Regions from separate parts of the Mus musculus genome. Here all the other regions are linked to region 1. Evidence: chromatin loops called from intact Hi-C (ENCODE). Cell type or tissue: left cerebral cortex. All regions are shown on one strand.

The links. A loop is a pair of places that touch in the nucleus more often than their neighbours do. Peaks named below come from ENCODE experiments on the same cell type or tissue, not always from the same donor. Only the 100,000 strongest peaks of a DNase experiment are listed, where the experiment ranks them.
Region 2: a loop joins it to region 1, with 3 times the contacts of the local background. A loop is called at or near these places in 12 of 42 quality-filtered maps.
Region 3: a loop joins it to region 1, with 2.9 times the contacts of the local background. A loop is called at or near these places in 19 of 42 quality-filtered maps.
Region 4: a loop joins it to region 1, with 2.3 times the contacts of the local background. A loop is called at or near these places in 8 of 42 quality-filtered maps.
Region 5: it touches region 1 in a loop (2.3-fold over the local background); 7 of 42 quality-filtered maps call a loop at or near these places.
Region 6: a loop joins it to region 1, with 2.8 times the contacts of the local background. A loop is called at or near these places in 18 of 42 quality-filtered maps.
Region 7: it touches region 1 in a loop (2.2-fold over the local background); 10 of 42 quality-filtered maps call a loop at or near these places.

What each region holds. Positions count from the first base shown.
Region 1 is chr6:88,722,432-88,726,431 of GRCm38, forward strand. Mgll (monoglyceride lipase) reads left to right here and starts at 1,981. Exons shown (of 8, transcript NM_011844.4): 1 at 1,981-2,140; 2 at 3,270-3,414. The coding sequence starts at 3,290. The region is part of intron 2 of Gm26588 (a long non-coding RNA gene); the gene reads right to left. In left cerebral cortex, CTCF peaks have their summits at 2,172 and 3,309; DNase peaks (open chromatin) are centred at 2,170, 2,458, 2,706 and 3,401; H3K4me3 peaks cover 2,480 bases; H3K27ac peaks cover 2,536 bases.
Region 2 is chr6:88,637,776-88,641,775 of GRCm38, forward strand. No RefSeq gene overlaps it. Among named protein-coding and RNA genes, the nearest start is that of Kbtbd12, 12 kb to the left of the region's middle. In left cerebral cortex, a CTCF peak has its summit at 2,326 (motif pointing right); DNase peaks (open chromatin) are centred at 1,384 and 2,336; H3K27ac peaks cover 1,900 bases.
Region 3 is chr6:88,825,207-88,829,206 of GRCm38, forward strand. Mgll (monoglyceride lipase) reads left to right here. Exons shown (of 8, transcript NM_011844.4): 8 at 445-3,154. The coding sequence ends at 570. Among named protein-coding and RNA genes, the nearest start is that of Abtb1, 15 kb to the right of the region's middle. In left cerebral cortex, CTCF peaks have their summits at 1,526 (motif pointing left), 2,040 and 2,861 (motif pointing left); DNase peaks (open chromatin) are centred at 425, 1,088, 1,559, 1,912 and 2 more places; H3K27ac peaks cover 2,566 bases.
Region 4 is chr6:88,624,801-88,628,800 of GRCm38, forward strand. It overlaps Kbtbd12 (kelch repeat and BTB (POZ) domain containing 12), which reads right to left and starts at 2,629. Exons shown (of 6, transcript NM_001278671.2): 1 at 2,597-2,629. In left cerebral cortex, no CTCF peak of the experiment used is centred here; DNase peaks (open chromatin) are centred at 2,411 and 2,862; H3K4me3 peaks cover 998 bases; H3K27ac peaks cover 1,057 bases.
Region 5 is chr6:88,573,836-88,577,835 of GRCm38, forward strand. The region is part of intron 5 of Kbtbd12 (kelch repeat and BTB (POZ) domain containing 12); the gene reads right to left. Among named protein-coding and RNA genes, the nearest start is that of Kbtbd12, 52 kb to the right of the region's middle. In left cerebral cortex, no CTCF peak of the experiment used is centred here; DNase peaks (open chromatin) are centred at 2,145 and 2,857; H3K27ac peaks cover 1,630 bases.
Region 6 is chr6:88,810,735-88,814,734 of GRCm38, forward strand. All of the region lies in intron 5 of Mgll (monoglyceride lipase), which reads left to right. Among named protein-coding and RNA genes, the nearest start is that of Abtb1, 29 kb to the right of the region's middle. In left cerebral cortex, a CTCF peak has its summit at 2,360; DNase peaks (open chromatin) are centred at 532, 916, 1,507, 2,375 and 1 more place; H3K27ac peaks cover 3,466 bases.
Region 7 is chr6:88,587,520-88,591,519 of GRCm38, forward strand. All of the region lies in intron 4 of Kbtbd12 (kelch repeat and BTB (POZ) domain containing 12), which reads right to left. Among named protein-coding and RNA genes, the nearest start is that of Kbtbd12, 38 kb to the right of the region's middle. In left cerebral cortex, a CTCF peak has its summit at 2,153 (motif pointing right); a DNase peak (open chromatin) is centred at 2,157.

The sequences.
Region 1 (4,000 bases):
GGGATGGCTTATCTCATTCCCTGAAGAGCCAGACTACAGGAATCACACAAGGCTCTACTCTCTTAACTCTCTCTCTGATCAAGCGGGAGCAACTCTAGATTCAGGGGAGACTCTGTTGACAGCTCAAGGGACCGTTCTTCTCAAAACTCTCAAACCATTGAAAGTCACAAAACACCAGTGCTAGGAACATTCAAACCCGTGGCTTCAGGACCCTGCTACCCTTGCTCTCAGTAAACCACAGCTGAAGTGAATAGTAAGGATACTGTTAAGGCCCAGTCCAGCTTTGAGAACAGGCTCCCAGTCCTTCGCCTGAGCTTGCTTACCCTAATCCTGACCTGCCAGGAAATACAAAATCAACTCCAAGAAGTCATTTAGCCACTCCTTCTGTGTCCAAGCCCTGGAGACCTGCCTAAGGCAGAGGGTGAGCTAGGTCCTTCTGCATGGCCTGCAACCAATCTGTCTTTCAGAGACCCCTTTTACCATTCAAGTCAAGTTAGATTGCAGCCTCACCTTAGGTGGACACTACCACTGTGCTGCCCTGACAATGATACTATTCAACCCTGCTATTTTGCAAAGTGGTTGGCCAAGAAGAAAGCCCTGGAAAGCCTGAGGAGATGGGTGTGGGTTGGGGTCATCCTTCCTCTGCAGCTGTCACTCACAGGTGGCAGGCATAGGACACAGTGGACAGGCTGTAAATTTAGTGCTGGATTCCAGACTCCACAGCCACATAGGCAGCTGTGCTAGTGGGACCTGGATCCTGGGGCACCTAGGGGAAATGGTTTCATGCAGTGTGTGTGTGTGTGTGTGTGTGTGTGTTTGCTTGCAGTATGTCTGCTTCCTTCTCAGAGCTCTAAGCGCTTGTGCGTGAATGTCACGCATCTTTAGCTCTCTGGGTGTATATGGTGTGTTGTTTTTCTCTGTTGTGAACAAAAACATGGGGAAAGGAGCTACTTCTGCTGCTGAGGCGGAAAACTAAAGGGAAGCTGTGTCTGCTGAGATTAGCTGGCTGATTAAAGTTTCAGTACTATGGAGAGGTTGGAATGTTCCAGGTCCAGAGGCAAATTACTTTATTTTGGGCTAAGTTCGGGCCCTCAGGAACAGCCATTTCTTTCTTGCCCCTCTTTGTTAGAACTAACTTCTTGAGGCAATAGATGAACACTGTTTAACTATTGATTTAACACGATAGTTAGCTTCTACAAATCCAAAAGTTAGCAATGCTATCAGATAGCATTTTGAGCCTATAGGAACACTTTCCCATTTCACTGTTACCTGACTCTCTGTTGTACCCACCAATGTATTTTAAACTTGCCTTGATATACGGCTTTATCTGTTCTGTAAAACTATTTTAAAAACAAAACAAAACAAAACAAAAACCAAAAAAACCCAAAAAACTTCCCGAAACTGCTTTCACATAGGAACATGGAATTAGGGGTAACTTAAATCTGTGTTTCCAGCTCATGGTCATTCAAAATGGCTCCAGAATAATCTTTTCCCCTGTAAGATGAGAGCTGTGGTTTCTGCGCTGACACTCACTGTGTGTGTGGTGTGTTGTTTTTATCTGTGTGCATGGTGTCTAGGGCGTGTGCGTCCATGCTGTGTGTTTGTATTCATGTAGTAACTGTGACATTCACTTGTACCTCTGTGTGTAGTTTGTATCTGGGGAAGGGTCCTGAGGATGTGTCCTTGTGGGTGTGCCTACACCTGTGCTATCTGAATGTGGGTCTCGCACGTGTGCAACTGTAAACATGTGCATGCAGTTCTAGTGAGCGTGTTTCTGCTCCGGGGACCAGTGTGAGGGTCTGTGTTCTCGACTGTGCGCATGGGCTGGAAGGGCCCCATAATTCGGTTCAGTGCCCCGTGAAGGTCCCCCACGCGGCCAGGAAAAGCGCGAGGCAGGTCGGCGGGCGATGCCCCGCTCCTCCCCGGGGGCCGGGCACACGTGGGGCCCCGGCGCCGCCTCCCCGCGCGTCCCCACCCAGCGGGCCGCCCCCGCCGCCGAGCGGCTGGGGATAAAGTGGCGGCGCAGACGCCGCGCCCTATCGCTGCGCAGCCGGCCGCGCGCAGTAGTCTGGCTCTAGCCCGCCGCAGACCCGGACCCGCGTGGTGCTCGGGGAACGTGACAGCGGCGCTCGTGGCCCGGGTAACTGCCTCCCGCCCCTGCCTCAGGATAGGAGCCGCCGCCAGGGGTCCCCTGCGCGCGTGTGCGTGCGCACGAGTGTGCGCGCGTGTCAGCGTGTGCGCGTGAACGCGCCCCTCGCGCCCTCGCACCAACCCCCAAACAGACTTGTGCCCGTCAACTGCATCTTCCCAGACCGGTGTGGGAACAACGGCCAGGTCCACGTCCTGTGTGGCGTGCCGATGACAGCCGCGAGGTTTCCTTCCCTAAGCGGTCGCGGGCGGGCAAGAGGCAAAGTTTGTCGGAGAATCGGGGTGACTTTGCTCGGGGACCCGCATCTGCGCGAATGCGCGGTGCCGCGGAGCGCGTCTCGCAGCAGCTCCGGGCTGGGGACCGGCTGTCCCTCGCTCCCGGAACCCCTTCAGGGGTGTGTTCTGGAAAAGTGGCGACATGAGCTAGAGCTGGAGCAGCAGGAGGGAGCAACTCGCACCCCTGCAGCCCAGGCGGGGAGGGCGCGGACCCCGTGGTGCTGCCCTGCGGCCGCGATGAGGGAACAGCCCTCGTTTGCCTGGCGCTGATACTCGAGGCTGTGGCGGTAGTGGAATGCAAAAGCCAAGACTAATGGAAACAGGTTTGTCATGGCATCTTTGGCATTCAGAAGGGAAAAATCGCTTGGGGCGCGTCACCTACTTATTATGCCCCCTGAAACCCGCACAGTGGAGATTTTAGGAGAGATGGGTCCTTGCAGCTGGGGCTTTGTACCCACGGAACTGACTGTAATTTCCGCTTGATTACAGCTAAAATAGTCTTTAAGATGAAGTTTCCTGAGATGATTTAAAATAAACACAGATGGGAGGGGGGCTATACTGAGGCACTTTAAAAAAATAAAGTGAGCATTTTCTTAAGGACAAACAGGACTTTTCAATCTTGAAGGGGTTTGCAAGAGATGTATGTAATTTTAAAATATATATATCAAATTGGGGTTTGGTGGGGTTTTTTTTGTTTGTTTGTTTTGTTTTTTGTTTTTTGTTTTTTGTTTAATTGCCTAGAAAAGAAGCCACAGCCACAGTCCTGACTCAAAAAAGGCTTTCTTTCCTCCCATATGGACATAAGTGTATTTCTGACTTTAGAATATGTCCACCTTTCTTCCAAGGGCCTAAAGACCCCTGCAGGATGCCTGAGGCAAGTTCACCCAGGCGAACTCCACAGAATGTTCCCTACCAGGACCTGCCTCACCTGGTCAATGCAGACGGACAGTACCTCTTTTGTAGATACTGGAAGCCCAGTGGCACACCCAAGTAAGTCCTCTCCTCTTCGTCCTCCTTCATCGCACCTGCTCCTCCTCCTCCTCCGTCATCATGAGGGCCACCCTTTCCGTGACCTGCCTCTCATGTCACTGACACCCCTGGCACAGCGGTGTTAGCAAAGTTGTGAGCTATACTTTATGCTTTTCTTTAAAATGACGGCTCAAGAGTTCTCTTTTCACTACAACTAGGATAGGAGTCCACTGTCTGGCAGTTTTCAAAGATTCATATGACTTTTTTTTTTGTACCAGAATTGATTCCCTGTTGCAAGCATTTATTTAAAAGCAAACCCAACAATTTAAAAAAAAAAAAAAGCCAGCGAATGCATAAGAAAACTAAAATTATATGTGCGCGTATCTGTCTTTTTAACCTCTGCTGTGTGCTCCTGCTTAGTTCTGAGCTTCAGAGATGACACCCAGCTAGCTGGGAGGAGAGGGGCCTGGGGTCTCCTTCTGGTTTCTCGCCAGCTCAGTGACTTTCCTATCCAGGATCTGCCTTGCTGCTGGAGACAGACTGGGGCTGTGCCCAGCCCCGCAGCTGCTCCCCACCACCCTGTTCCTCTTGGGTGAAGCAGGAAAAG
Region 2 (4,000 bases), 85 kb before region 1:
TAGTGTCAGGATAGCAAACATGAATCAGCAGCAGTGGCATGACCTAGCAGAAACAGCCAGGCCTCAGCTAAATTGGTACAAGTCAGCAGGAGTGATTAGGACCAGCAGGAACACCAGGAGAAGTTCTAGGCTATGCCTCTCTCAGTGAAGTCAAGGTCTGCGAAGAAGATGCAAGACCAACTAAGTATTGCAAAACTAGCTATACAAGCCTTGTTAGAGTCCTTTGGGTCCTATTTATACTCCCTTCAAACATCAGGTGTCCTCCAGCAGGTCTTGCCTCACCATGTGAGTTTGTCTTAGCAAAACTCTACGTGAGACTGTATCAGCTAACATCACTCTGCCAATTGACCTGAGTCCACAGAAGTGGCAAGAAGCCATGGGAAGTCTTTTGGTGCATTTCTGGCTATGGAGTCATGACAAACAGAACTCAGCAATGCAATGTAAGGCGAACCAATACATGTGCGTCATTAGCGAAGAATCTTTCATCATGAGTTCTTTCAGGTGCTTGCTTTAGCAAAACATCTGTTCACCTGTGCCTGCTTCAGCAAAACAACATTTCACATAACTGACTTTCCAAATGAACCAGAAATTTCCACTTCAACAGCTTCTGGGGGCTTAAAGTTTAACAGAAACTTAAAGAAGTGGTCAGCTAGAGGGGTTTTCGGCACAAACAGCCATTTTAATAGATGTTAAGATGGTTAGCTAGGACATCCTGACCTCAGGTTCCTACAATAGAGTTGGGTAATTTTCCATGAGATTCTCCATCAAGGAGATCTAATTCTGGTTAAACCTGAAATGGCCTCAGTAAGAATATAAGACAGAAGAATATCTGCACTGCCTTGCCCTGTTACGTTCAACTAATTTAATACACGGATGTCACTGAGTCGCTTTCTGGATGGAACTGAGAGTGGGATCAGGAAGATCAGCCAAAAATTATTTTGGGAGTCTAAAGCAATATGTTATGAGAAAGGTATGATTAGCAAAGATATGTATATAGAGAGAGCTAAGATGCCAAGTATTAGAGAAGAGGTTGGTGAGTGAACAACTGCAGGGTGATCGACTTTCACTAGGGTCCCTGTGAGAATAAAAACATCTATGATAGAATGAGGTTACAGAATTGGATTTGGAGCAGAGCTCCTCCCTCCCCTCTATGAACTTAATATTGTTTGAGATGATCAAGCCATTTAAAGTAATTTTTCTACCCACTGGACAGGAACTTTGAGGAGGGAAAGGGCTTGGAAAAGACTGTGAGAGTCTTGTGGGAGTCAGATGTTGATGAGGCAAATCTAATCCCTTTCATCAGTTACTTGAAAGGACTGTGTCACATGCTCCCTAGAGCCACAAGGAAGGTTGAGAAATGAGGTTTGGCTTCGTTCAAGAAGAAAGGATTGAGGGCACAGTTAGCAATTTCTGTACAGGCCAATGGAAAGTGGAAGCTTTGTGTGTGTAGACCAGCTGTAGTGGAAGAAGGACATTAGTCTCTGCAGATGATCTAGAAATAGCTTCAGGTTAGAGCATTCAGGAAACTCTGAGCTGCATTTTGCAGATATCAGAATGTGACATTGAAGACTCTGGCAAAGCTAGCGTCTCAGAGACAAAGCATTTCTAGCTGTTTCTGACTTTGAGAAGTTGGCTTTAGGTGGGATCTCGATGATGATCCTGAGCAGGCCTGGGGTGCTTCAGGTTCAGGGAAACGTGTTAACGCAGGAGCTTAAGTTTATTTATTTAAGAAAGAGAAGAAGAAAAAAGAGAGAGAAGAAAAAGAAGGCGAGGAAAGTAAAAAGGGAAGCAAAGGGGGTGGGGGTGGGGGATTCCAAGCACTGGAAGGGAAAGGAAATGTGAAACCAAGCTTGAAGAAGTTGGGAAGAGCAGGAGTCAGCGAGCAGGCAGACATCTTTACTGGGAGGTGCAGAGGAATAGACCCCTGTAGTGTAAGGATGTGTAAGACCGAAGAAATTCAGGGGTTTGTCCTGACTCCTTGGCTGACTGGGCTGGGCTACTGAAAAGATGATGTCTAGCTGTCTTCTTTAAGCACTGAATGTCTAAGGATCTCTTTAAGCACTGAATGTCTAAACTCCTTTGAAGAATAGAAAAATGGATGGAATTCTCCCAAATAGGTCTCACAAATTAGCACACAATTAGATTTGTAAATTTGTAAATCCCTGCCTCCCAAACCTGATCAAAACAGCGGTAAAAGAAATGACAACCCCATCTTGATGGCTGATTGAACTGCAGTCAGCATCCCACCCGCTCAATCCCGGCTTCACACCCCCACCCCCCACCCCGCCCCTGCTGGAACTCTGATTAAGCCTCCCAGCAGGTGGCAGTGCCTATGATTAGAGAGTTCTGTGAGGCTTGCAGTTTGCATAATGCATTTTGCTCGTTCCCTCTTTAATTCTCATGCCAGCCGGGAGGCTGCTGTGTCTCAGGACCATTCTGCACCCAGGGAGCTGAGTGGTCGCGGGAACCCCATCCTCCAGTTTCAAGTCTCTGGGCTACCTCCTTCACAGGCTTCTACTATTGCTTTTCCTTTCCATCGTTACACACTAATTTCATTTCCCCTAATTGTATTATCACAATAGAGTTGGAAGAAGGAAGGAAGGGAGCGAGGGAGGAAGGAATTTTGAGACTCTGTCCTAGAGATTCTTTCCCTACTTAAGGGTTGAATTGTCCTTTAAATTTATGCGTTGGAATCCTAACTTCTGTGCCCCAGAATGCCTTATTTGACATAGGGTGCACAGGGCCAATCAAATGAACAAGGAGTGCCTGAGTGGGCTCTGCTTATGTGGATAATGAGTGTACAGATAAAGGCTCACACATGAAATGCCACATGAACATGAAGATAACCCTCTGCAAACCAAGGTGAGGCATGGGACCCTCAACGCCAGCTGCAAAGCAGCTCCTATTGTTTAAGCCACCAACCTCTGAACAGCAGACATAGGTTAAAAAATGCACTTCCAGCTTTCTTTGAGGGACCAGATGCAAGCTGCTGCAGAAACACCCGCAGGCATTTATTTACCTTTTCCACGGAATGTTTTCAACAACAGAGTAAAAACTGCCAAAGTCAAGTTCACTGTGCTTATAACCATTCCGTTATAGTTAAAAAAGATAATGAGGTTACTTTGATCTGTCTTGTCTATTTGTATGTGTGTGCGTGTATGTGTTCCTGTTGGCCTATAGAGATCTGTACTGACAGGGGGCTGTGTGGGTGCACACCACAGTAGGAGTATTGGTGGTACACTAATAAACTTTTCTATGTATTCGAAAAGCATTCATTTGAAAATACATTCTAGAATTTTCTGAAGGTCAATTTCCGGTTCACTGGTCTACCTATAGCAATCTTTACTCACTATTCAGAAACTATAACATTTGCTCATCTGGAGCCTATAGGCTGTTCTCCTGATGTTTTATTTCCCCTCCCCTCCCTTCTGGTTTTTTTTTTTTTTTTTTTTTTGAGGTGAGTTTCTCTTTGTAGCCCTGGCTGTCCTGGAACTCACTTTGTAAACCAGACTGACCTCTAACTCACAGAGATCTGCCTGACTCTGCCTTCCAAGTGCTAGAATTAAAGTCATAAGCCACCACTGCCTGGCTGTGGGAATATATCTTGTTATTTCTTCATTTTGAAAGAATTTCAAGAATTCAAATAAAGTCACAGTAGAGTTACAATGACCTCTCACAACAGTTAACATTCATTATATTTACTTGTGCCAATATCTTACATAATTCTAGTTTCCTAATATTTGAGAGTTGCTATAGTTTAAATATGGTTCCCTGCCCCAACAACAACAAAACAAAAATCAAAAACCGAAACTCATGTTGAGATGTACTTCTTAAATCTAGCAGTGTTGGGAGGGAGGTGGAGCCTCGGGTCATGGGGATAGAGTCCTCATGATTAATAGTGTCTCAAGAAAGTTGTCATTCTCTCTGGGGTGGGTCAGCTGCTTCTAAAGCTGCTTGTTACAGAGCCGGGTCACATGCTGCCCTCTTGCCCTCTGTGTTC
Region 3 (4,000 bases), 100 kb after region 1:
GGTCTCTGGGTATGGCAAGTGAGATCCCTGGAGACCTTGCCATGGGTGTCACTGCTATGGGGGGGGGGGGTTGGGGGGAGGGATGGGGAACTTGGGAGAGTGTTGGAAGGTAGGGGTGTGAAGATGGACCAAGGAGCTTCTCTGAAGGAAGGATGAATCTAAGCTTCACCAGCTGGAGAGCCCTGGGAACAGCAGGGGCTATCCAACCGTCACAAAGTTGTAATTCATGACAAGAAGGTGCTGCCTGGGGCAGAGCAGAGATACCTTCTCAGCTGCCAGGGAGCCCGAGGCAGGGCAGCCTAAGCAACACGGCAACGTCCCATCTAAAAATGAAGTAGGGGAAACACTTGGATGTGCCTGCCTGGTGAGCTCGCATGGCGTTGTGCACGCCTGTCCCCGGCCTGTCCTACACCCGTTCTAACTCCCAGTCTCTCCTGCTTGCAGATGTATGAAGGTGCCTATCACGTCCTCCACAGGGAGCTTCCGGAAGTGACCAACTCCGTCCTCCATGAAGTAAACTCGTGGGTGTCTCACAGGATAGCAGCAGCAGGAGCTGGGTGTCCACCCTGAACATGCTGGCCAGGCAACCAGCTCATGGTCTGGGGGGAGGCAGGCAGAGGAAGGGCAGTGCTGGCTGGCTCAAAAAAAAAAAAAAAAATCACAAATTGGAGGAACCCTTAGTACCCTAGTGCAACTTGCTTTGGGAAAAAAAAAAAGGATCATTTGTCATATAGATGGCTACTGGCCACTGATCTACTACCTTAAGGAGCAGGCACTTTATGAAGGAGGGAGTATATTTTCTACACAGAGACTGTGTGGAAATATCCTTTGAATTAAAAAAAAAAAAAAAAAAAAAAAGCAAAGCAGCATTGCCCACCTCTCCCAGCTCCTGTGGGGTTCGGGGACTCTCTGGCAGTCCCAGATCCCAGTCTGCAATAATCAGAGGTCTCTTTCCTCCTGAACCAAGTCCTCTCTGACTGGCTGTCCTCTGGCATATGATGAGGTGGCCTGTATCCCCACAGCTAGCTCCCTAGCAGGCTCATGTGCCCCTCCAAGGCACTTCCTCAAAACGGGCAACTACCCTATGACCTGGTCAGCGACTTTTCAGATGGAAGCCAGGCTGGGGGAAGGGAAGGTGGCCCCAAATAGCTCTTCTCCCCCACACAACTCCCCCCTCCCACCCTGCTGGGAGTTTGGTCACCCACAGCATGTTGTATGTATTTAGAAAGGCACCTTTTCTCAGGTCACTAAGTACTCCATGCTGAGGAGGGTGGCTTTGAAGATAATTGTTTAATATATATATGGTATATTCTAAATTAAAGATTATATGGGTGGGTGGGTAAAGCCTAGGCGGCTTTGGAGGAACCAGTACCCCCACACAGGGTCGGTCTGCCGAGGACCCAGCCCCCTAATTGAGGACTAGTTGGCTCTCCTGGCAGAGAAGACACAGGGTGGAGGACTGTGGCCCTGGGTGGTCCCTCTGTCCAGAGCCACTAGGAGTTGCTTGCCAGTAGCACAGCTACCTCTGGTGGTAGGAGAGACTCCCATGGAGCCACCACGGTGCTGGCTGCCTGCCAGGGGCAGCACAGAGCACTTCAATGACTACCGGCAGACAAGGACCACAGCTGTCTGCACCCCATGCCAGACTGCAGCAGGATGGCCCAGCCAGGCCTCAGAGAGGCTCCCCTGAAGCAGTGAAACCCAAGCCCCCTGTCCTCTCAGGTGCCCGCCTGAAGGCCTCCCCCAGGCCTCACTTAGCGCCAGCAATAACTGGGGCTCACTGCTCTCTTGGAGCACTCACTGCTCTCCTGGAGCACTTCTATCTTTACGGAGGGCCTTGCTGTTACCTCAGGAGTCCTGTCGATGCATGTAGAACCCTGGAAAGGGGCACTGCTGCCAAGGAGAGCTGCCTGGCTGCTGGAAGGGGTGGGTGGGCCTCCAGGAAGGTGGGATCCAAGTGTCCTTTCTGGAGTTGATTCTAGGTCCTGGGAAGGGCCCTCTGCCCCCTCTGGTGACCCTGACCATGCATAGCAGTCAGAGGCTGGCCACCTACTATAGGTCATAAGGTCACTGTGCCCCTCAACAGGGCCCAAGCACTGCATGCAGGGAAGGAAGGGCCCAGGAGCTGTCCAGAGCCCCCTCTTAGCTCTCCTTCTGTTTAGAAAATGAAGACAGAAAGAGTGTGGGAAGAGGGGCAGCCAGCACTCCCTCCTGCTCAGGGAACCCTGGACAGCAGTGGACGGGCATGGGGTATTTTGGCTCTCCATTAAGTTAAAACCATTCCAGACTACTGTGCTCAGATCTGTGACTCTCACCAGGAGCCACCCAAGGCTGCTCCCAAAAGCACACTGACAATGCCACTTTTCCAAACCAAACGCCAGCTGGCGGCTTTCATGCATGACATCATTTAGAGATGCATTTGTATCTGGTTAAAGAACCACTAACACTAAAACCCAGGGGTGGGATGATCAGAAGTTAAGACTGTCTTGTGAAGCCTGTAAGAGTCATGTTAAGAGTCATGTCCCTGCATGACAGCACCGGGGCTCCCTCTGTAGAGAGCTAGGCCAGTCTCGTCAGACTCCGCCCCTGTCACTGGAGGAAGCCTGACCAGCAGGGCTTCACAGTCACCCCCATCACCACAGGATGCAGAGGAATTGGGGTACGGAAAAAATGCTAGGACACACAAGGCTCGGCCTGAAGAAGGTGGAAGCCAGCAAGAAACCGCCGATGGTCCTCCCCCGGGTGAAGGAGGGGAGCCAGAACCCGCAAGAACAGAGCATCTGTGGGCTTTTCCAACAACCATGGACTTAGGGCCTGAAAAGCTTTTTAGAAGGTGCCACCTGCAGGCAGTGGAACATCTCAACCACTAAGCCCCAGTTCCTTAGAGATAGGGGAACAGCCTCCCTCCACCATGTGAGCATCGGGGGAGTGCTCTGCTCACATCCTGCCTCTGGGCCACCTCACACTTCCCTTTCTCTCCTGATTGCTAATGTAACTTTCTAAGGATCACAGTGGGTCACTGGTTTGTCACTGTCACTGCGCCCAGTCACTCCCCACGTATACTCCTAGTGGGGAACCTGTATCGGCTTAGAATTACTAAAGAAGCCAATGTGCACTACAGCTCACCGTAATAAAAACCACGTGCTTTTGGAGAGGCCTGTGTCTGCGTGTCTGTCTGTCTGCCTGGCCTCTCGTCCTATGTGTCAACTCCTCTTGCTAAGAGAACTTCAGGCCTGTGCTGGAAGCAGTGAAGTTGTGTGCTTGTCACCTGGTGAGAAGGACTCGGCAGCCCTTTCCAGGGTCAAAGGTCAATTCAATACCTGGATTTTTTATTCTCCCATGCGTTCTTGGGGAGGTCATGCTAGAGCATAGCCCCCCACCCCCACCCCAGTGCTCGAGCAGCCTGAACAGCTTGCTGTTAACTGAGTGCCTGGCATGGCCACACCCCATCTTTACTCATGTCATTCCCCTGGCTGTGGGTGAGTCTGTTGCTGGAGTCCTGGGCACCTCCCCTTGCTCCCCACAATCTCCTGACCAAACAGCTCTACTTTCCGAGTGTCACCAGAATCAGGCTGGCCCACTTTCGCTATGACCAAATTCCAGCACCTGGGCTGGCGGCCTTCATGCATGACTTCATTTAGAGATGCATATGTGTCTGGGTAAAGAATCACTAACACTGAAAGGGGGGAAATGATCTTCTGGAGCGGGGACAGGCACATGCATGCATCATGTGCCTGCCTGACATGATCAGAGCTAGGGAGCACCAGCTCCCTCGGGGGTCCCTGCCAAGTCAAAACTCTCTCCTATGCAAAGGTCTCTTGAGACCCCCTACTGACTAAAGGCCAAAGTCCCTACTGTGGGTGGTTTCCAAGCTGTACCCTCCATCATTGACAGCCTCTCCATCCCCTGCTTTCTCTCTCAGTACCCCGTGCCACTAGACATGATAGACTAGCTGTCCTCTGGGCACTTTCATGGACATGACAGACTAGCTGTCCTCTGG
Region 4 (4,000 bases), 98 kb before region 1:
TCAAATCCCAGCAACCACATGGTGGCTCACAACCATCTGTAATGAGATCTGATGCCCTCTTCTGGTGTGTCTGAAGACAGCTATAGTGTACTTATGTATAAGTATAATAAACAAACAAACAAACAAACAAACAAATCTTTAAAAAATATTTGGTACAGTAAATAGGTTATAATTATGGTAAAAATGATCAACATCAAAGCTTTGGATTTTTATTTATAAAAAAGACCTGAAAAGCTGGACATAGTGGCACAGGTCTTTAATCCTAGTACTCTCTCTGAGTTCGAGACCATCCTGGTCTACAAAGTGAGCTCCAGGACTGCCAGGGCAGTAGTACAGAGAAACCCTGTCTCAAAAAGAAAAAACAAACAAATAAACAAACAAACCCAACAACCAACCAACCATCCAATCAAACAAAAACAGCTAAAGAGCAGAAAAGTAACAAGGACAGGGCTCCAAAAATCTAGTTTTCCCCAAATTGCCTTCAACAGACTTTTGTTAACAAACTAAGAAATATTAACAACTATGACATCAGAAAATAATGTCCCAGTTCTAATGTTTCCAGTTCCAAAGCGAAATGTTTTATTAAGAAAGCCTTTTTGTTTTGTTTTGTTTTGTTTTTCGAGACAGGGTTTCTCTGTACAGCCCTGGCTGTCCTGGAACTCATTCTGTAGACCAGGCTGGCCTTGAACTCAGAAATCTGCCTGCCTCTGTCTCCCAAGTGCTGGGATTAAAGGCGTGTGTCACCACACCTGGCTCCTCATTGTTTTTTATAGTGTCAAAGGGCTAACAATTCTAATGCGTACACGTAATACTCTGTGTTAGGAATACCCTCCTTCCCCGGTCCAGTTCTTCAGAATTCAGCGCAGATAACATTTTCTGAAGTAAAGGACTTCATGTTTTATTCACTTCTCTATTCCGTGTCTGTGTTGATACCTGGTATGGAAGAGTTGCTTGGTCTCCAGTCCAGGCCCCATCCTGCTTAGCCTCAGAGATCTGACAAGAGCAGGAGCGTTGGGGGAGGGGAGAGTCTATCCCCAAGCTATCCCAAAAGTGGTTGCTGTATCTCAGTTACGTTCTTCTAGCTGGGTTGTCTTGTCTGGTCCCAGTGGGAGAGGATGCGCCTAGCCTCACAAACTTGATATGTGTGTGTGTGTGTGTGTGTGTGTGTGTGTGTGTGTGTGTGTGATACCCAGGAGGGCCCCCACCTGCTCAGTGGATAAAAGGAGGAGGGAGGGGGGAAATATTGTGGGAGGGGTGACAGGGAGGGGAATGTAAAGTGAGTAAATTAAAAAAAAAAGAGTTTCTTGGTATGGTTGTTTGATCAAACTAATGCTTTGTTTAGTTCTACATCATTCCTAATAACCTTACCCTCCTATATCTGAATAAATATTTCTGAGGCAGGGTCTTTCTAGGTAGCCTTAGCTGGCCTCTGATTCACAGCAATCTTGCCTGCCTCTGTCTCCTGTGTGCTAGGATTAAAGGCATGTGTCACTATATCTGCCCTTCTCTCTTTGTGTTTTTACATGTATATGTTAGCTTTGGAGATTCTGATTTTGCTTAAACCATGCTTTAAGTTATTATCCTCTTGTCCAACTATAAATCCTTCCAGGAGACTTTCTTCCCTTTATTTGTGGCATTATGACATCTACTTTTGACCTCCACCCTCAAAGTTAATTCACAGTCATTATTTGCTCTCTGAGATAGAGGCCTCATTCCTGGGGAAGGGCCAGCTGAAGCAAACTTGAAACATTCCCGCATTTATAGAAAAAAAAAATGGCAACAATGGCTTATTTCCAAGTGACCTAAAAGCCAGCTGCAGCTTCTCAGTTGGCACATCTGCCCACCCGTGCTAAGCCCTAAGTGTCAGCCATTATTTATGGTGCCTTCCCTATTTCTCTTCTTGAGGGTGATTTTACAGCCATTTAAGTTTGTGACCCCTGGTTTATAACCTAACACTCTTACTGTATGTTGTTTCTGCCATCACCAGATTTCCCCAGTCCTACTTTTGCCAGCGCGGTAGGAAATGGCTGAACATGCATACCACCCTAATTACACTCAACTTTCCCCGCTGATGTCGTTTCCCTGATTTGTTTAATACGAACAAGTCACCCTCAGATGTACATAAGGCTTGCAATAATGAGTCACAGAGATGATAAAGACAAATAAGCTTTCTCTTCTTTTTCCTTTGGTGTGCTCGCAATGTTTTGCATTCACCCAGTTCCTTATACTTTTTCCGAGTGCTTTAATATGCATTATAGCTCATTAGTTCCTCTTAAGAATCATGTGGGGAAAATGCAAGGCAATTATATTCCTGGCTTTAAAGTTAAGAGAGTCGCCCAGGGATACATTCAGCGCTGATTGAATTTAAACGAACCGAACCCTGCTTTATTATGGGCTCCGGGAAGGCAGGAGAGCCCTTACCTCGATGGCATTTATAGTCTAGCGGGGTCGCAAAATAATCAGCCGGGTCATTTAGGGAAGGGAATTATCCTGGAGGTCTAGCAAATGGATTATGCCGCAGGGAGACCGGAGCGGCCGCTGACCCCACACCGGCCGGCCGACCGAGGGGGCGTCCCCTCTCTAGGCCCCTACTTACTCGCTGCTGCTCCGCCGCCATGGCGCCGTGACTAGGCACACGCGGGGTCGGGAGGGCGCGGCGGGGCAGGCCTGACTGACTACACTACCCGAAATGGGCCTGGGCTGACAAGCACTATAAATAGACCAAGCGAGGGGGGTGCAAGGGACAGGCGGCGTCCCAGCGAGGACGAGGAGGGCGCTGGCGGCCACCCAGAGGTAACAGGTGCTCGGCCTCCGCGCGGGAAGCGGCCGGGACACGCGCTGCAGTGTGCGCCTGCGCGGGGTCTTCCCGCGCCTGTTCCACACAGACCCCAGAGGTCCCTCACCGGCAAGTGCGCCTGCGCGGGGTCTTCCCGCGCCACACCGCGCGCTAGGGACAACGGTGTTCTGTCAGTCAAGAGCCCAAAAAGACACCTTTGAAAAGAGAATTTGGAAATCGGATCTTTTAAGGGGACACGTCTTTCATTTAATCTTTAAACGTTGCAAAGCTCACCCGAGGCTTCTGTGTGATCTTATTGAGTACGGCCTATGGTAGGGTTGCTGAAGAAAACACAGGAATCCAGTTAAATATACAATTCAGACATACAAGTGGTATTTCTTTTCTTTTTTTCGTATAATATGTTTCAGAGATCGCATGGCCAGTCCACATTTAGAAGCAACTCATTGTTTTGAAACCAAAAACAGGTTTTGGTTTCAATACAGAACATAGAATTCTGTATTTTTATTTATTACAGCTGGCAACTGAATTTCAGCACTCAGCTTCTGATGTGGGAGGGGGGATTTCCTGTAAGTGGAAAGTGTCCCCGAATCCTGAGAAAAGATTAATTCTGTTCTCAGGGTGCTCTCAGTGATGGGGAGCTAGTACCCCTCAGAATGTCATAGAGCATCATCTATTTTGTGATTAAAGACTCAGTATTAAGTCAGCTAGCTTAAAACGAGCCAGAATGGCTTTAGTGTAGTAATACACATTTGTGTGAGGGTTACAAGCTCTTGGGAGGAGGGGTCAAATGACCCTTTCACAGGGGTCACCTAAGACCCTTGGAAATATCACCACAACATGAGAGTCTGTATTAAAGGGTCACAGCATTAGGAAGGGTGAGGATCTCGATAGGTTAAAGTGAAGCTGTCAGTGGATGTGTATTTCTAGGAGAGAATCTGTCACCTGGTTGTTTCAGTTTCTAGAAACCGTTCTGATTCTTTTGTGTGTGATTCCTTTCTCTTAAAGTCAAGATCAAGCTAGAAGTGGTTGGACATACTTGTAATTCCAGCACCCAAGAAGTAAAGGCAGGGGAATCAGGAATTTAAGGGGCTGTCGGCTTCACTGGGAGTTCAAGGCTAGCTTGGGGCACATGAGACACTGTACAATAATACTCCGTTACTCCCTCCCCCAAAGCTTTGGGGGTCATAGAAATAAGTCTTTCTC
Region 5 (4,000 bases), 150 kb before region 1:
GTCTGGGTCCTCAGGGAGAGCACTTTGCACTTTTTCAATGTACAAGTTCTGTGCTTTTTGCTAAGTTTTTTGCTAAGTATTTTATTTATTTTAATGGCACTATAAGTGGAATGTTTTCTTAATTTAAATTTGGATTGTTCGCTACAAGGGCATAGAAATGTGATTTTCTGTACATTACTTTTCCAACCTTGCTGATCTTGTTTCTTAGTACCAATAAGTTAAAAAAAAAACTTTTCAGAATTTTCTAAGTAAAGGATCATATCCTAGGTAATTAATTATTCCTGTATAATCTGGCTGCGTGTGTTTTCCTTCTCTTTTCTAATTACCTGCAGCAGAATCTCCATCACAGTGCTGCACAGAAATGGCAAGAATGCACACTCTTGTCTTGTTCCTGAGTCTAAGGGCCAAGGTTTTCAGTTTTTCACCAGTGAGTATGATGTTAGCTGCAGATTTTCCATAGATGTGTGTTAGTGGTTCAGTTACTTTGCTGAGTGTCTTAGTTAGGGTTTCCTTTGTTGTGAAGAGACCCCAGGAACAAGGCAACTTTTATAAAGGACAACATTTACTATGGGCAAATTTACAGGGTCAGAGGTTCAGGCCATTATCATCAAGGCAGGAAGCATGGCAGCTGGAATCCAGGCAGTCATGGTGCAGGAGAAGGAGCTGAGAGTTCTATGTCTTGTTCCAAAGGCTACCAGGAGAAGACTGTCTCCCAGGTAGTGAGGAGGAGGGTCTCCAAGGCCACCCCATAGTGACACACTACTCCAACCAGGCCACTCCCTGGCCACGCATATCAAGCCGCCACGCTGAGTCTGCTGTGAGTGGGGACTGGCTTTTCTCCTTTATTTTTCATCTGTTTAGATAATTATCCTGTTTTTGTCCTTTATTTTATTTAAGAGGTGTGTTATATAAATGAGTTTTTAGACAATTAGTCACTGTTGCCTGTCTGGGAGAATCTAGCTTGGTCATAACATGTAACTCTTTTTTTTTTTTCCCCACCCTACTCTTTTTGAATGCTTCTGGTTTCAGTTTGCTACATTTGGAATTTTTTGCCTTTTTTGGGGTGTCTACGTGTGCTGTCTGTACGGGTAAATGCATATATATGAGTGTATGTATGGAAGCCTGAGCTGACATCAGTCTTCCTCAAGCCCTCAATGGCTCTGCACCTTACTTATTTTTTTAAGTTTTACTTTTCTCTTAAATATAAAAATATTTATTTTTATGGGTGTTTTGCCTGCCTACATTTCTGTGTATTTTGTGTGTGTGTGTGTGTGTGTGTGTGTGTGTGTGTGTGTGTGTGTGTGTAGTGTCCAAGGAAGCCATAAAAGGGTGTCAGATCCCCTGACACTGGAGTTGCAGGTGGTTGTGAACTGCCTTGTGGGTGCTGGGAAGAAATCTCAGTCCTCTGGAGAAGCAGCCAGTGCTCTTTCCTCAGCTCCATTTATTTATTTATTTATTTATTTATTTATTATTTATTTATATATTTATTTTATGCATATGAGTACACTGCCACTGTCTTCAGACACACCAGAAGAGGACATTGGATTCCATTACAGATGGTTGTAAGCCACCGTGTGGTTGCTGGAAACTGAACTCAGGACCTCTGGGAGAGCAGTCAGTGCTATCAACCTCTGAGCCATCTTAATGATGTGTCTGTGTGTATGTCTGTGTATGGGTATATGCATGTGAATGCAGGTGCCTGTGGAAGCCAGAAGAGGGTGTCAGCGCTTCTGGAGTTGGGGTTACAGGCAACTGTGAGCAGCTTGATGTGTGTGCTGGGAACCACGCTTTTTTTTTTTTTTTACAAGAGCAGTGCATGTCTTTAACCCTGGTGCCAGCTCTTTAGCTACAACTCTGAACATACCGATTCAGCCAGACTGGCTGGGCAGTGAGTCCCGGATCCTTCCTTACGCTGGGTGTGCAGAAGTGTATCGGCCTCTTACACAGGTTCATACAGCAAGCACTTTACTGATTGCACCATCTCCCTAGCCTCTGAGCTTTGATTTTTTTTTTTTAAATGGGATAACACTGACTTCACAGAATAAGTTGAGAATTGTCTCCTCATTTATGTTTTGTAAGAATGTGTGAAAGACTGGTGTTATAAGCTCTGGCCTTGAAACATGCTGGCTTCCTCAACCTATGTTAGGTGGGGAAGAGAGCCTGCTGGAGAGATTCAGGAGTCTGTTAAGGACTGTGAAACTCTGGGTTGTTGTAATCTGTTTACTGCAGATTCATGGATGCTGATGGAGACAGGGGACCCCTGAGCTGCAGATGAAGGACAGTATCCTTTGCTGCTGCTGTTGCTGCTGTGGCGTCAGCATCTTGAATTTCACCTATCTGAGCTCCTAATCTCCCAGGACCTGAAGTGTGCCAACTAACACCTGTGAGTACTAGAGAGAAATCCTGGGCTTAGGAATCAGAAGACTTCCATGAAAGGGTCAGTGTGTCTGCCCTTTGTTACGGAGTCGGATAAGGTCACCTGCTATACAAAAATGCTTATAAAATCCACCCAGAACAATGGCAGCCAGTGTTTCGGTGCAGAAGAAATGAGGACCCCACGAGACTCACAGAGACTGGCCTCAGGCGGACTCCTTAGAGTGCTCCCTGCCATTCTCTTCATTCACACTTGATTTGCATATTGTGAACTTTGTTCCAGCTTTCCTAACTTCATATTCACACGATACGAAGAGTCAGATGACTTCACCCCTGTAATTCCTTGAAGAAGCTGTCCCTACCCACTGCTCTCCTTCCTACTCGGCTGCTTCTCCAGGCACCGATTCCAGCCCTATAAATAACATTTTTCTAACACTTCATTCTTGATTTCTCAGATGAAGGCGGCTGTGCTTTAGATACTGCTCGAGTTTGTTCTCCGAAGATTCATGTGCAAGAGACTTGGTCTCCAGAGCGGCGATGCTGGAGGTGGAGAGCTTTTTAAGAAGCGGGGCTTTGTAGGAGGAGAACACACCCTGGGATTGCTCTCCTCAGAAGGGATGATGCAGCTCTCATGGGCCTCTGACTAGTGCCCCGGAGTACTTGACTGCAGTTCACCCCCACAACTGCAGCTCCTAGGAAGCAGAGGCAGGGTCCCCGAAAATTCAAGGCCAGCCTACCTCATGCAGTGACTTCCAGGCCAATTCACGATACACAGTGAGACCTTGTTTCACAAAACAGACATAAGAGTGAGAATAACTCCTGAATTACTTTGGGCTTTTGTGTTGCCATGTGACTCTTCCCTCTGCATACACTGCCACCAGGACACCATCCACCATGCAGTGACCCAGTCAAGGAGGTCTCTGTCACCAATGTTTGGGGTCACTTGAGCATGGACTTCTAGCCTCCAAAACTGTGAGCTAAAAAAGCCTTTCTTATAGGCATCTAGCTTTGGGTAATGTGTGTTAGTCACAGAAACAAAGACAAGGCATTCGTGGGACTTAGCTTTGTTTCTCATCCTTAGCATACCTACCTATTTTCTATTTTCTCATTTTTACAGGATAATCAAGGCACAGTATTGGTTATATATAAATATAGCTCAATATCTAGTTCTTATGTCTGAGCCTGTAAGAGCCAAGTTAAACTATAAGCCTCACTTGCCCAAGGGCAGATAAATTCCTGGACTGTTGGGTGCTGTGGTTCTTGGGAAATATCAAGTCACATGGTTTTGCTCCCCTAAAGTTTGTTTGTGCTTGATTGGATGTGGGTGGGTGGGAGGGATGTAGGCAGGAAATATGTCAAGACGTACGCTTCTTCCTGATTGGACCTGATGGGAAATTTGGTGGCTATGAGGTTTTGCCGTTTTAAGCCTCTGTAAAATGTGACTCATGACCACATCCTGGGAACCTAGAGATGGATCTGGTCAGAGACAATCATCTTGGCCGTTATTTAATTAAAGCTTCCTTCAAATTTGGCTCAAAATTCTGGAACTGGTCTTTCTCTTGTGACCTTCAGGACTAACATTTGGAGGCCTCCGTGAGATTAAAAAAAAAAAAAAAGTATTCCACCT
Region 6 (4,000 bases), 88 kb after region 1:
TCTTCAGACAGGCTCCCCGAGAGAGGATCACCACGCCTTTCTTTTCTTTCCAGCGTAATTTTAAATATTGGAGAATAATTCATAGAGTTCAAATGTCAGAAGATAGAAAAGGGCATGAAGAGATGCCTGCCGGAGGGAGCCGGCCGGTCAGCAGCCATGCTGTCAGAGATGGCTTACGGGATACAGTTGGCGTGCACAAAGCACCGTGTGTTCTTTCTGCAGATGGGGACTTGTTCCACGTAGACTAGGGGGATAATATTACATGTCCCTTTACTTAATCTGCTTGTTCTTTGAGGGGTTTGGTTTTATTTTGTCGTTTTGTTGTTGAATGCCTTGGTGGTCTTTCCCCACCGGACTCGCGTATCCCACCGAGTACAGACCCTGGCTTAGAACTCCCGAAAGAGCAAGCAACCTTGAGCTCATTTCCAGTTGCCTACTCGTGTGAGCCTCACAGGTGGACTGAGTGCTTGCTGCCTTTTCCCTTCCTGTGCTCTGGCTGGGAAATGAAGTGGAGGCGGTGTGCACAGGAGGGGACTCTGAAGGAGGGATGGGAGGAGTGAAAGAGAACCCCCCCCTCCTCCATGATGTCCTGTGAATGGTCCCAGAGCCACATGGATCCCTGAGCTCAGCTAATGGGGCTGGCATGCCCCATTAGTGGTGGGCACATGATTGTGGGGACCCACACAGTGGAAGCCAACCCCAGAAGAGAAATCCTGGTGTGACCAGACAGCATCCTCCAGCCAGTACCCAAGCCTCAGCTGGTCCCCAGGTAGTGCGTCAGTCTTCGTGTGCATATGGGTGTGTGAAGGTGACCACTTCACCCCTGGGGTGGGAGGATGCCCAGGCACCATAAACTCAGCACCATCTGCTTTTTACACTGAGGCTCTGTTCAGACAAGCTGGGATATATTTAGCCCCGGGAAGAGACTGAGGACAAAGACAGCAGTGCCCAGCACTCTCTGCTGAGGAAGTGGTTTCACGGGGGCGGGGGGGGGGCGGGGGGGGGGGACGGCAACAGCAGAAATTTAGAGACCAAAATTGCAGAGAACCAGTCTCAGCTGCTCACCAGCCCAGGCTGCCTCTCTTGAACAATCTCTCTGTGTCATCTGGCATCCCTTCTTTTTCTAGGAACCTTAAGGAAGGCAAAACTTCCCGGCCAGGCTGGGCTGGGACCGCCAAGGTTGTCTTCAGTGGGAACTATCTCCCTATGAGGTCCCTGGGGGTGGGGGTGGGGGTGGGGGTGGGTATCTAGCTCCCTATGAGGTCTCTGGGGCTACTGAGCAGGACTTCAGGGTGTTCCATTCCCAGTTCTTGGGAGCCTCTAGCTGAAGTATGGGGAGGGGCTAGCTCCAGGAGACCTGTCTCACAGAGAGCACTGTTTGCTCCCGTGCCACCTGCAAGAACAGGAAATGACTCCCAATTAGAAGACCAGGAAATGAGGCCATTGTTTTTCTCAAGGTCGGTTTGATTACTGCCTGGGCCACTGAGCCCCTTTCACCCTAAAGCATGTCCCCAGGTCAGCTTCCTGTGGGCCAGAGCCTACTTCCCATCTGAACACCCCAGTGTCAGTGGACTCCAGTGGGCTGGAAGGGATATGGAACGGGGTGCTGCAGATGAGAGTGCCCTGCACGGGCCAGTGGGTCAGCCGCCATAAGCTACAGGTGTGACTCCTTCAGACCCACAGGCACCTGTTTTCTGAGAGTTGGGGTTCAGATTTCCAGAATCTGAACTTGAAAAGCAAGCTCAGAGCCATCGGAGCGTGCTCCGAGCCACTGGAAAGGCACAAAACATTCTATTGCTCAACTGGGCAGGATGCATTCCTGCCCAGAACAATTTAAAGTTACCCTAGAGAGCCTTGCCAGGTCACAGCTGTAGCCATCCCGTGGCCTCCGTGCAGGCCAGCTTTTGGGAGCCACGTTAGAACGAAGGGGCAGTAACTACCTCTCACAGCAAGTTCTTCTGGCTGAAGCTTAAAAATGATCAGAGGAGCTATTAAGACCTTTCAGATCAATAAAGGCATTTATGCACGTCTCTACTATTTACAGTGATGGGTACTGCAGTTGATTCAGAACTGTCCTCAGGCTGTGACAGAGACTCAGGGCAGACATACGGACGGACAGACACACACACCTTCTCCAGGCCTTGCTCATGAGGAGAGCAGCCACAGTTGGGGGAGAAGTACGTTTATAGGGCTACATTACAGATCGCAAAGCTTCAGTCACAGATCCAGTCATGGGAGTATATACCTGCCACCCCAATTCTCCAAAAGTGAAGAGCGGGTGGTAAGTTGAAGGTTAGCCTGGGCTACCCTGTGAGTTCCTGTCTCAAAAACCATCAGAAAAGTTGCAAGCCACACACTTCTCCACTAGGGGTGCTGTTTGCTTTTCATTCAGTTAACCAGCAAGGACCAAGCCACAAGTTCTGCAGGGGAAACACCAGGAATCTTAGAGGAAGCTTGATTGTCCCCATTTGTAAGCAAATAAAATAAAGAAAACAGGTTACCATGTGATGCAGGTATTACCACTTGTGGGAACTTAGACAGAGATGTCTGCACACCCAGGTTCACCGCTATAGGTGTCAGTGGCCAGGATCCAGAACCAGCCAAGTTGCCATCAGCAGGTGACTGGATCAAGGAAATACAGTGTGCTCACACAATGGAGTCTTTCTTACTCAGGCACAAAGAACAAAATTATGTCACTCGCAAGAAAATGAGTGGCACTGGAAATCATTGTGTGAAATGAAGTAAACGCAGAAAGACAAATGCCACACTTCCTCTCATATGTGAAAAAAGCACACATGTATATGCAGAGGCGCACGGTGTGAAAGTAGAAAGGGCACTTTTGAGAAAAGGAATAGGCTGAGCAAGAAAAAGGAATGGGGAGCAGGAGCGAAGAGTGGGGGTAAACACAGGCAAACTACGCGGCAAACTTGAAAGAAATGTCTGTAGAAGCCAGCACGTTTGTAAAATGACCACATGCAAATATATACTAATGAAGGTTGTTATAACGAGACTTTCGCAGGGATTCAGACCCAGAGTTAACACCCAGTTGTGATCCAGTTGGGTCTGACTTGCCTGCTGGGAAAGGTGGGCAGCTCGTAGTCTCCCTCTTCCTGAGCTGCGCCCACGCTGTCTCCACACCCTGCAGGACAAATTGCACATCACGAAGACCTCTCTTGAGAAGGCTGCCGAAGTGTCAGTGACTTGGATCCCGTATGCTTTCCACCTGTGGGTGAGCACGGCCCCACCCTCTGTCTCCTGGGAGAATCAGGGGTGCGTGCTGACACACTGTAGCGGTGTGGCCTGCTGCTGTGGCCAAAGCTTAGGGGTGTGATTGCAGCTGCTTCTAGGAACTGTCTGGCAACCCTGACCCCTGACTCCTCCAGGTGTGGGATCTGCTGTGGTGACTTCTTCCTCTATGCCTCCTTATCATTCGGCCCTTGTCTGCTGCTCAGCCCTCCTGCCCTTTATCCAATCAGCATCCTTCCACTGCGGAGGCCTTTCTCCCTCCACACTCCGTCCCTGCCTCAATCATCCATCCTTAAAAGAACCTTGGGGAAAGAGCCTCTTGCAGATGCTTGATGCCCGTGTCTCAGGAACAGCCTTCTACCTGCCTTGATTTGTTAGTAGAAGTAGCTACTAAAGTACTTATATCTCTTTAAGCCATGAGGTTGTTGTTACCTGAAGTTGAGCTCCCCTCTGAATGGGTCCTGTTAGCTTTGTTACTTAGAAGTTACCGTGCAGATTTAGGAAGCTGGTGACCATAGCCCAGCAAGCATCTGAGTCCATCCAGCGGCTCGGTTTGGAATGTGACTCCTACTCTCCCTGCGCACTGGGAGTCAGTGAGGAGCTTTTCAGGTGAGGCAGTAGCCCTCATCTATGTCTGTGACTCGGGCCAGGAAGGTCCCGGCTCTTGCTGTGGCCTGGGTACCTGTGCTCGGACATCACCTGCCTTGTTTTCTTTTCCTGTTGCTGTGATAACATATCCTGACAACGTATTTAG
Region 7 (4,000 bases), 130 kb before region 1:
GGAAAGATTGACAAGGCTATTGCTCCTGCTCTTGAGAAATTAATGAAGTGAAGGCAGAACACGGTGGCACATGACTTTAATCCCAGCACTGGGGAGGTAGAGGCAGGCAAGATCTCTGTGAGTTCAAGGTTAGCCTAGTTGACATAGCAAGTGCCAGGTCAGCCAGGGCCACATCACGAAACACTGTCTCCAAACAAGAAGTTAACAGAGTGAAAGGGGCCATATATGTAAATAAATAGAAAGGCAGGCAGGCAGGCAGGCAGGCATCTTAAGGGCTACTTCAAATGGAAATAAGGAGCAGATAAAATATGTACAGAGTTAGGACTTTGAAGTCCAATTGCATAAGATTTTCCAATCCACTGTGATCAGAAACACCAGTCACATAGAGAAAACTAAGACACACTTAAGGCCTTCATTATAGATTCCATTTGCTGAGAAGTTTTTCACATGGTCTCCTTGCCTCTCTTTCTCACTGCTACTTAGACTCTGTCCTTCACTGAATTCATCAGGCAGACCTTCATTATCACCTGCTCCGTCATCTTCTTCTCTGATCCTGCCTTCAGCTCCTCCCACAGATCCTCCCACATCATGTGTCTGGAATGAATGAATGAGTATGAAATGTCCCTTCCCCACGCTCTCCCTGACACTCTTCCCTGTCTGTCCAGTTCTTGGTCCTGTAAACTCATGAAGGGCAAAGGTCACATGGTTTTGGTTGAGCCTGCCATACACTACTCAATGAATTTAGGGGTGCAATGGGAGCCGCATGATTTACTATGAGTGGGTCTTAAGCCAGGTTTTGAAGGTGAAAAAAGACTGGAGGGGTCCCCCCACCTCTTTACTGACGTTACTTGACCAATTCTTTCAGCATGAACCCAGAGATTAAGATATCTACGCAGGATGTGCTTGGCTGCCTTCTCTCCTATCTGCTCTGAGAAGTAATTTAGGCTACTTTGAAGCCGAATCTACACTGCTGTGTTTTGGAGAAAGGGTCACATCGGCCTTAGCACAGTTCTCGTGTTCATGGCCAGGACCACTCTCAATGTGACTCTGTGGTAGTGGGATACTTCTTCACCTTAGGGAAAATGGAACTAGCCAAGAAGTCATGTAGAAGAGGGTTTGTGTGTGGCAGCAGAGACCTGCAAGGTAAGAAGATGGCGAGTCCCTTCTCTGAGAGGTAAGATGCTTTAGGGCTGGTGTATGTTGCAACTAGTTAGATCAGGGAGTGAAGCAAAAAGTCTAGACTGAAGTCAGTAGGAGTCAGGCTGAGGCAGGTAAAGTGCCAGCACCTTGATTCTAAGTCAGAGTTCCACCTTAAATCCTCTCAGAGAGGTTGCCCCAGTGTGACACAAGCAGAGTGCTTATAAGTCTTGACTGTCTGAGATAATGAGAGTTCTTGTCACCTTTGCGCTGCTACTGAGTGTATTTAATTACTACAGTCGAAACTAACCTTGTGAAATGTGCCCGTTCTCATTGGTGAACAGACACTTCGCATGCTCTGCCCGACCCCTGGGCCACCCCAGCTCACTCTGTGCTCTGTTTCTGTCCTGGTCCCTGAAGCCTGGACTCAGTCTCTTTGTCACCGAGTGTTAATTTCACCTCAAGCACACTCCATTAGCAGCAGGCTTAATGAGCTTAGACTGAAGATGAATCTTGATTAGATAAATAATCAAATAAAGGCCTGATCTTTATTAATAAGTCAGTGCTGGCTCTACAAGTACAGCCTTTTGATGAGGGGACGCCTAGGGTGGGATCGGCATAGCTGCAGAATGTCAATAAGTCAGCGCCGTGGCTTTCATTTATGCGCTACCAGAATCTCTGAGCATGACTTCCCCTTACTCAAAACCAAGCAAGTGGAGAGAAATTACCTTTATAGGTCATACCCAAATACACCCCACATGCAAAATATATGTCTAGAATATTCAGGTGTGGAAGGGGGAAGACAATTACATCTCCCTATTCTTTCTTTATTTTATTCCTACAAAGATGAAGATGGCCTCTTCTGATGTTGGTCTATGATAGATTCTTTCATTTCTGGAGATGAGTGGGAGGCAGCTTGTCCTCCCACAAAGAGCCCGGCAGACAGCTGGCTGAAGGCACAGGGACTTGCCACCCAGTTGCCCATGAATCTCGTGCACACCCTTCCCCTTCAGGCCTGCCTCAAGGTGGCAGACTTATTCTACTCTGATCTGGGCTTGATCCAAAGCAGGAGTGGGATTTCACTAACAGTTCTGGCAAAATCCCAAAGTTGCTTGCCTTGCTAAACCAGACTTGGGGGTGGGGAATGACTGTGGGGGGGGGGTGAGGCACCCGTGTGCCTTGGTGAAAGCACGTGGACTTGCAGAAACAGATCCCGGTTCACATTCTTGTGTCACTTCTTGATAGCCAAATGAGGTTGATTGATTTAATTCTTCTCTAAGCCTCACTCATTCTCACCTGTAAGCTAAGAATGATAGCACCAATTTTACAAAATGTGGCAAGAAGCACATGACTTAGATAATAACAAAGAAAGGGAGAAAGCCAGGGCCTCTGAGCACTCGTGGGTATCACCGAGGGAACTTTCTTTTATTTAGTTCCTCTTGTGGATGGCATCATGACACACATGCACCTGGGACTCTGATGATGGCTATTTTCTTTCATGTTTGAAAGCCACTGATCTAACTCTTCCATGTATGTGGGGTTTTACATACACAAGTGTTTTTGGAAATTGTTGACATTTGCCCTATATTGAATGTGTAACTGAATTATTGAATTGTTGCTGGTTTAGGGTCAAATGCTCATAGACATTTCTTTTGAATCTGGGTAGAGAGAATCAGGTCAAAAGCCATCGACAAGTTGTGGTAGTGCATGCCTGTAATCCCAGCACTTGGGAAGCTATGGCAGAAGGACGGTCCTGAATTTGAACCTAGCCTGGGCACACGGCCAGTCCAGACTATACAGTGAGTAGCAATCCAGCCAGGGCTACAGAGTAAGACTTTCTCAAAAATCCAAAAACAATCAGGCATGAGGCATCAGGCAGCTCTCTCTGATCCCACAGAGCACTTACCTGGCCATAGCATTTGAGCTGTAAGAGCTGTGGGGAAGATGGTTCTAGAACGCCTCAGCTTCTTGGAGAAAAAGTAGCCCACCGCTCTGAGTCCCCAGGCTCCCTTCTGACTCACGACCTGAGCCTCTGCCTACAAATGCTGCAATTTGCTTCACTCTCACGCAGGTTGTCAGCTCTCCCATTCCCCCATAGATACTTAGAATTCTAGGTTTCAAGTTTAAAGCCTTAAAATCATCAGCTTGTCAGTTTCCAGAGCCCAACACAAGGGCCCTTGGGTATTTTCAGTTAAAAAGTTCTTATCTGTCTCTTACCAAATCCTGGATAATATATGTTAGGCATTGCTAGCCAACAGCAAGCCTGCCTTGGCTTCATAGCGCTTAGGTTGATGGTCCCACATATTTCTCACCAGACTGAGAATGCATTTTACTTACTACCCAAACAGAATACCACGACCCACTCCCCCAAACCCCAAAATCCCAGGGGAAAAAAGGCAGAAAGAAAGCCCAAGTTTCATGTGTTAGAGCTTGATTTTGGAGAGAAAAACCCACAAATCGGAACTGTTCTGTCCCTTCCAAGTAAAACTGCAGGGACATCCAGATAGTTCTAGAAGGATGCAATCAAGAAAAAGGAGAAAAAAGAAAGAAAGAACTCAGAAAGCTCTGGGACGGAGCTGCTGGTGCCACTTAAGCGGCAGTTGAAAGTCTCATCCCGTCAGACTGTAGCAAGCTTAGACTGTCTGTGTCCAGTCAGCACTGGGCAGCAGTGTTTCTATCCACACCAGGGCTTTTCAGACCCTGAGCTCATCTTTCTGTGTCTCTTCCCACATTGTGCCAGTGTGTACTGCAGGGCCTCCAAAGGTCTGCGTTGGGTCCCTAAATGAGAACAGCTCATTTGAGGCAGGGACAGTGACTCTGAGAAAGTTTAGGAGATGAACGGTAAAGACCACAACTGCCCCAA